Regions from separate parts of the Homo sapiens genome. Here region 2 is linked to region 1. Evidence: chromatin contacts called from ENCODE Hi-C or POLR2A ChIA-PET data. All regions are on one chromosome and are shown on one strand. Each heading gives the region's core, a stretch centred on a gene start or an enhancer-like site at or near the end of the contact. The rest is flanking DNA. Distances are from core to core; before and after follow the strand shown. Region 1 overlaps LINC02520 (long intergenic non-protein coding RNA 2520). Region 2 overlaps ZFAND3 (zinc finger AN1-type containing 3).

Region 1 (3,635 bases), core at 350-2,849:
CAGACTTAAGGGACAAGAAAACAGCTCAGGTAAAGGCTTGGAAGCTCAGGAGGGAAGTGACCTGTCTTGTGAGGCGACGGAGATCAGTCTGCTCAGGGCCTTCTGATGCTAGGCTGTCGCTAGGCCCATGACCCGCAGGCTCTCCCCCACCGGGTGGGCACGAATGGTGCCCAGCAGCTGGGGAAGCAGGCCTCTCAAGCGTCACCCTGCTGCATCCCATATCTCATGCTGCTGATGAGCCAGGGTCCACACTTTCTTTTCCAGCCCACAGGGAGGGGGCTCATCAGGCTGCTAGAGCTCTCAGCAAACACTGCAGAAAGAAGGGAGGATGCTGCCGGGCATGGTGGCTCACGCCTGTAATCCCAGCACTGTGAGAGGCCAAGGCAGGCAGAACACTTGAGCCCAGGAGTTCGAGACCAGTCTGGTCAACAAGGCAAAACCCCGTCTCTACTAAAAATACAAAAATTAGCCGGGCTTGGTGGTGTGCACTATAGTCCCAGCTACCCGGGAGGCTGAGGCAGGAGAATTGCTTGAACCTGGGAGGCAGAGGTTGCAGTGAGCTGAGATCGTGCCATGGCACTCTAGCCTGGGCAACAGAGTGAGACTCTATCTCAAAAAAAAAAAAAAAAAAAAAAGCAAGGGAAGATGCCAGCCAGCCCCAAACACCCCAGGACGCTTGGAGAATTCTGGCCATGAAACTCACCTGCTGGGAAACTCTGGTGACCCACTAGGCCCACAGAACATTGTCAAGACCTTTGAGAACATTCTAACGTTCCTCCACAGAGTCTAGCAGTCATTGGTATATGCTGTGTCCCAAAGCACCTTTGAGGAAGGTGTCAGGTGGTGACACTGAGGAAGACAGATATGGTTCCTGCCTTCCCGGAGTTGCAGTGAGGGAATCCGGGCTCTCAGATTCACAAGGCGGAGTGTGGTTTTGCTGGGCCTGGAAGGCTATGGTGCATCTCATGGGCTGGGGCAGCAACTCATTGCAGGTGGTGGGGAGGGAGAGAGAGAAGGAAGCCAGCCTGCTGGGGGTTGTCTGGGCAAACAGAAACCTCTCCCTCTCCCGCCTCCAGGCTGGCCGGGAGAAAGGCGCAGCCCCAGGCCCTGAGTCTGCCTCCCAGGCTGCCTGCCCTAGGGCACTGCTCATTAATTACCACAGTGCCGCCAAGATAGCCCTGGCCTGGACTCAGTCCCACACCAATTGCCATGTGAGAGGAAAAGAACTGGAATTTGGGGAAAATGACAGAGAAAAAAGAGATCGGCTTCAAGGGAACAGGCCCTGAGTGTAACTTTCTTTCTGGCCCTGGGGAAGACAAGAAGCTGCACAATGTGGATTGGAGCACAGGTCCTGGGGCAAGTCCTGGCTCTCCTCTACATGCTGTGTGGCTTTGGGTGAGTCACTTGACCTCTCTGTGCTTCAGTGTCCTTGTTTGTAAAATGAAAGTAAAGACAATACCAGTGTTCACAAGGCTGTTGTGAGGATTAAATGAGTGAATGCATATTCAGTGCTTAGAGCTGCTCCCAGCACATACGAAGAGCTATATACGTGTGACTCATGATTACTCTCAGCGAACAAGGTGGCTGGGCCTCCCCAGGGAGGCAGGCACTCTGGGCTGGACCACTTCAGCCTTGTAGGGATGGGCTAAGAGGAGTGAGAAGAAAAGACAGTGAGGGAGGTAGCCCTGGAGCTACAGGCAGCCCCACCTCCTGGATGAACAATGGAAGAAAAGGGAACCCACTGGTCCCAGATCGGTGTGCAGTGTGACACGGCCACATGCACCTTTTACATGTGTATACACTCATATAATCACCATGCAGATCAAGATAATGTTCCCATCACCCCAGAGTGCTCCTTCAGGGCACTGGCCTTTGAACATGGTGTTCCTCAAAGCAGGAAAAATACACCCCCACGGGGCATGAAAGAATCTATTGGGGGCAGAAGAAATGGAATAGAACTTCCACTTCTATCTATTTTACCACATGCTTTTCAACGCCCCTTTTTCTGTATACTTTATAATGCACATATTAGCACAATTGCACATTTAGAATTTACTAATAAATAAGTGTACATTTGCTAGGGATACACGCTGAGTATCTCCTGCTTACCCTTGGTTCTTCACCTCCTCCACCCTGCTCTGAGGCTGCCCTGCGTGGTCCCCATCACTCGGGCTCCCTGCCCGCAGGTGTCAGGTAGGATTTGGCTAAGGGGAGGCTCGGGAGATCAGAGGACACTGGCAAAGTGCAGTTGGGGAATTGATTCCACCGCTCCATCCCTGCAGGGCACTGCAGGCAACTCTTTCCTGGAAGCTGCTTACAAGTTGACTCTCTCCTTCCAAATTTGGCTCAGCACCCCCTCCCCTCGTGGTGGTCACAGCCCTGCGGCAGCCAGCCCCTGCTTACTGCACTGTCCCTCCCGGCTCCCCTGCACTCGCACCTTTATAAAGAGTCCTTTGTGAAGAAATCTGCTCGTATTACCCTAATTTAAAAGTGGCATCTGTCTCCTGCTGAGACCCTGACCTGATACGCAGCACATCCTCAAAAATATTCTACCCACTGGGGTGTGTGATCCAAGTATTTGGAGATGACTGTTAGTGCACTGGATGGTCCCCATTGGTGGTTCAGGGGGCTTCCCCTTCCCAAGGGAGAAGTGGAAGGAGCCGCCTTCAGCGTTTGCGCTCAGTTCCATGCTGGGAAGCAGCAAGCACCAAGATGGTTAGCGGAGTTTACTGAGCTCCTGCCTGTACCTCGCCAAGGGGTGCCTCCATTCCAGGAGAAGGATGCCCAGGAAGTGGCGGCAGTGCCCTCCTACCCACAGAGCCTGCTGTCTCAGTCCCTGTTTCCTGTCTGGGGATTCGGCTCTTCCTCAAGGGGCCAGCACTGGATTCATGCAGGGTGCTGGTAGCACCGTGATGGCAGCCTCACCCTGAGTAACGTGAGGAGACTTGAATAAAGGGTCTCTACAAAGATGGAGGCAGGGTTTAAGGAAACCAACATGGGGAGCCTCAGAACCTTAGGGCTAGCAAGAGTGGGGAGCCCCCTCTGAGAGTAGCTGCATGAGAGCAGCTGCAAGCAGGGTCAGAGGGACACAGCCACCCTGTGGTGACCTTGCGGGGAGGGAGCTGGGGTAATAAATTCCCTGTCCTCAGTCTCCTCCCTTCCTCCAAACCCAGCTGCAAGCCAGAGGACAAGGGAGCCCTTGGATGCAGAGAAGTCAGCATTCCAGGCCAAGAAGGAGGGGGAGCCAGGTGTGGAAAGGGGAGTACACGTCGGACGGGACAAAGGGAAGTTTTCCTGGATGCACTGCAAATGACCTCTGTGCCACAAAGGCCTGGCCCCTACCCACAGGGCTGCTCAGGTGCTCACGGATAACCACATCCCACCTCCACACAACTTCCCTACAGGAATGAGAGCAGAGGGACTGAGCAGTGAGGAAAGGCGGGAGGAGGCTGGAGGAGTGAGCTTCGGAGGATCAAGGTGTGCTTGGAATGTCAGATGAAGAAGTCTGAACTTTCCCCGCAGGCAGAGCCGTGTAAAGCAGACGAGCAGTGTTCTGGCTAAAGCCAGGCCTGAGCAGGTGACCTCGTGGAGGGGATGCAGGCAGGAGGTGGAAGGAGAGCTCTCTGATTCCTTAC
Region 2 (3,635 bases), core at 286-2,785, 350 kb before region 1:
CACGGTGGCTGACGCCTGTAATCCCAGCACTTTGGGGGCCCAGGTACGTGGATCACCTGAGGTCAGGAGTTCGAGACCAGCCTGGCCAACATGGTGAAACCCCATCTCTACTAAAAATACAGAAACTAGCCAGGCGTGGTGCGCCTGTAATCCCAGCTACTCGGGAGGCTGAGGTAGGAGAATCACTTGAACTCGGGAGGTGGAGGTTGCAGCAGTGAGCCAAGATCGTGCCACTGCACTCCAGCCTGGATGATAGAGCGAGACTCCATCTCAAAAAATAAATAAATAAAGACAAAATCACTACAGACCATACATATATTATTAAATGAACGATACAATGAACTTTATGCCAAAAAAATCTGACAACTTAGGCAAAATGGACATATTCCATGAGAAATATAACTTATCAAAATTGACATACTATAGACTAAAAAATCCTAATAGCCCTAACTCTACTAACTGAATTTGTTATCAAATGCGAATATTCACACAAACCAAACCACAGGTTCAAATGGCAAATTCTCTCAAACATTTAAGGAATAACTAACATCAATTGAACACTTCCAGAAAAATAGACGAATATTTAACAACTGATTTTGAGGCAAGCATAACACCTCATATCAAATTGTGACAAAGAAAACATGAGCACGTATGCAAAAATCTTTAACAAAATACTGCACTAACAAATGGAGTCTAGTAATATATTTAAAAATGATTCATCATGACCAAGTGACGTTTATCACAGGAATGTAAGGTTGTTAAAACAACTCATCAACACCCACACCATAATACTGCAGGAGAGATCTTTCACAAAAATCTCATCACATTCCTCACTTTCTCAAAACTCTTTGGCTTGGTTTTTGGCTTCCTATAACCACATACAAGACAGAAACCTTAACACAGCATGTAATGCTCCTTTCACAACCCCAGCCCCGCGCTACAGTCACATCTCTAGGTAGTACCCTCCACTATGTACCCCATATTCCCACTACAATGGCCATGTCCTCTGCCCAAGATATACCACTCCCCTCCCTCCCTCTATCACAAATGCCAAAGCTCCATCTTGTTCCAGTTTCTCTGAAAGTTTTCCTAACTTTATCAGGTTGATTTCATTACTCCTCTCTCTACACTCCCACTGCATCTTTTGTAACCCTCAATCACAACAGATATTACCATTTCTTTGTTTTTCTTTCTATTCAACTATCACTCCTACAGGGCAGGGAATGCCCCATTAACAGAATAAAGAAGAAAAACCATATCATCATTTCAAAAGATGCAGTAAAAGCATTTGACACATGTCAATACACATTTATGAAGGAAAAAACTCATCAAATTAAGAATTAAAGGAAATTTCAATCTAGTAAAGACATCTAAGAAAAATTTAACAATTAACATCATTCTTAACTTTCAAGTAGCAGGTGTCAACATTTACATTAGCTTATTTATCTCTCACTGGTCTTAACAACCACCCTGTTTAAATGTGAAACAAAAAGAAAAAAGGAGGAAGTTATTGTCCCCTGGTATAATAGCAACTCTCGGTCAAAAATATTAAATCATATACTCAAGTAAGAAAGCCAAGGCAAGAATCCAGTCTTTCACCCAAAGTACTTTTTCACTATAGTACACTATCTCTAATATTCAGGTTCATGTCACAATGGACAATTAGTCCCTCCTACAAAGCATACTTTGGGAACTTTATCAAAGACTGAGTACTGGTTCTTATTGTGACAATTCTCAACATTTTCTAGCAATGCCACTAGTTTAGGTAACTATGGCGAATAGGCAGTAAAATATGCAAACAGTTATTATATTTCATTAGCTGATCAAAAAAAATTGGACAAGTACCACTAATGTGGAATGAAAAATTTTTAAACCCACATTAAGGACCCATACAACAACCTCAAATCCCCTTTCCTTAAATAGGGGTGCCACAGAGAGGAAAGGGCATAATCATTGGTCTGCTCCTTCCCTTTACTAGTCTAAAATGCAGCAGATGCAGCAGAAAAATTGGTAATTTGAAGATGTATTTCTAATTCGCTACCTGTCAGCAGCAAGCTTAGGACCACAGCTCCTTAACAGAGAAACCAGAGTGACATGGCCACTTCTGAGTTTCTGTCTGTGATTCATATGAATTTTTCACGCACGAAAATATAAATGTTGCCTTCACATCATTCCTTCTGTGATTCACCACAGCAAGCAAGTTCCACAATGAGGTTAGATCTGCTTCTTTACTGCACAACATGCACTTCACTTTAAAGCACACAGGGAAATCCAAGTTTCTTCAAATAATGCTTACAGAACTACAAAAAAAGATAGGAAGGATTTTTCTTCTTTAAACTAGCTTTGCCACTCAACCGCCTATAGGCCAATCATTACTATGCATTCTCTTTTGTATCCTTTTGGGTCCCCTAAAGGTGAACATTTGACTTTGAGTCATCATCTGTCTGAGACAAGACATTAAACAATTCAGACAAAATAAGCCTTCTCCACAAATGGAGTTGCCTTCTGTGTGAGCATCCCAGGTCCTTAGTAAAGCAGTCCGTATGTTTCATGACAACACAGTGCCCTTTACAGACAAATTCCTAAAAGGCTTCGTGAAGTTCTTACCTGACCTTACCACTGTTGAAAGTCAGTGACCACAGAGCTATCTCTCACTGACATTTACAGTGATTGAAGTAAAAATAAGAACCTCTTTTCTTTAAGTGACACAGAAAATTCAAAGGTCACTGGATAATACACTACACCAAGTACAGTGCACCAGTATCTCAGATACTTCTACACTCAAAATGTCTTTTTCAACAATCTTTGGGAGTGTCCTGTGAAAACCACTGGGTAACCTAATTTTTAATCAAGCAGTCAACAAAACAGCCTTAACATGACTACTTTCTGGATAAGCCAATATTTTAATTTCAAACTTCCCTTTAATTCTAAGAATTCAGACATGTTTGGACAGTCTAATAATGTCTTTAAAATTAAAAAGCTGTCTTTTAATTTAATTCTATTCTTATTAATCATCTAAGAAAAAAAGAAGTGGGGGTTATCAAGATAATTTAGAGTTCTCTCAAATACCACATCATATAACAACATTGGGCAAACTATATATAGACCAAACCACCTAACTTCACAATACCACCCTCAAATCTAATTTCAGGAAGAAACAAAAAAGACTGGAAAATAAAAGAATGATAATCTCACCTAATCCCATTCTAACATACTTTTTTTAAAAAGCTTCCCTTTAGCTGAACAATTCCAATCAACTCTCCTACTATCCACCTGGGACAAACAGAGCTCCTACTATCTCCAGGTTAAGGTAGGAGTTGCCACTACAGAGCCTGGGGCAGCTCACATCTAGCAGTTTGGGAGGCGGAGGAGGAGGCAGAAGGATAGTTTAAGGCCAAGAATTTGAGACCAGCCGGGACAATATAGTGAGACCTCCATCTCTACAGCAGTGAGGGGCAAAAAGATAGGAGTTGCCACCAGAGATATGGCATTAGGGCACACAGACCAGAAATTAAGTAAAGCAGCTAAAGATGCAGGAAGACTGAAGGGTGAAAGCCCCACTCCTAGTTTCATAGTTGGAAAAGAGAAGTTTTTGCACTTTTGCACCTACCGTTCGACTTGCAACCTACCTACGG

Evidence for each region. A loop is a pair of places that touch in the nucleus more often than their neighbours do. ChIA-PET counts read pairs that join two places held with the same protein, here RNA polymerase II (POLR2A). Pooled maps may share reads with other maps.
Region 2: a pooled map shows a loop between it and region 1 (9-fold over the local background). The contact joins two enhancer-like sites. A Hi-C loop is called at or near these places in 3 of 50 pooled maps. POLR2A ChIA-PET finds 5 or more read pairs at or near these places in 2 of 52 experiments (Panc1 and activated naive CD4-positive, alpha-beta T cell).

Annotation. Positions count from the first base shown.
Region 1 is chr6:37,512,460-37,516,094 of GRCh38, reverse strand. The region is part of intron 1 of LINC02520 (long intergenic non-protein coding RNA 2520); the gene reads right to left. Among named protein-coding and RNA genes, the nearest start is that of LINC02520, 6.9 kb to the right of the region's middle. RefSeq lists enhancers at 1-772, 2,043-2,644, 2,645-3,246. Within about 2 kb of position 1,599, at least 3 of the 41 ENCODE cell types and tissues checked have a DNase peak (open chromatin) inside an H3K27ac peak, as active enhancers do.
Region 2 is chr6:37,865,816-37,869,450 of GRCh38, reverse strand. The region is part of intron 1 of ZFAND3 (zinc finger AN1-type containing 3); the gene reads right to left. Among named protein-coding and RNA genes, the nearest start is that of ZFAND3, 48 kb to the right of the region's middle. RefSeq lists silencers at 1,179-1,248, 2,192-2,392. Within about 2 kb of position 1,535, at least 4 of the 41 ENCODE cell types and tissues checked have a DNase peak (open chromatin) inside an H3K27ac peak, as active enhancers do.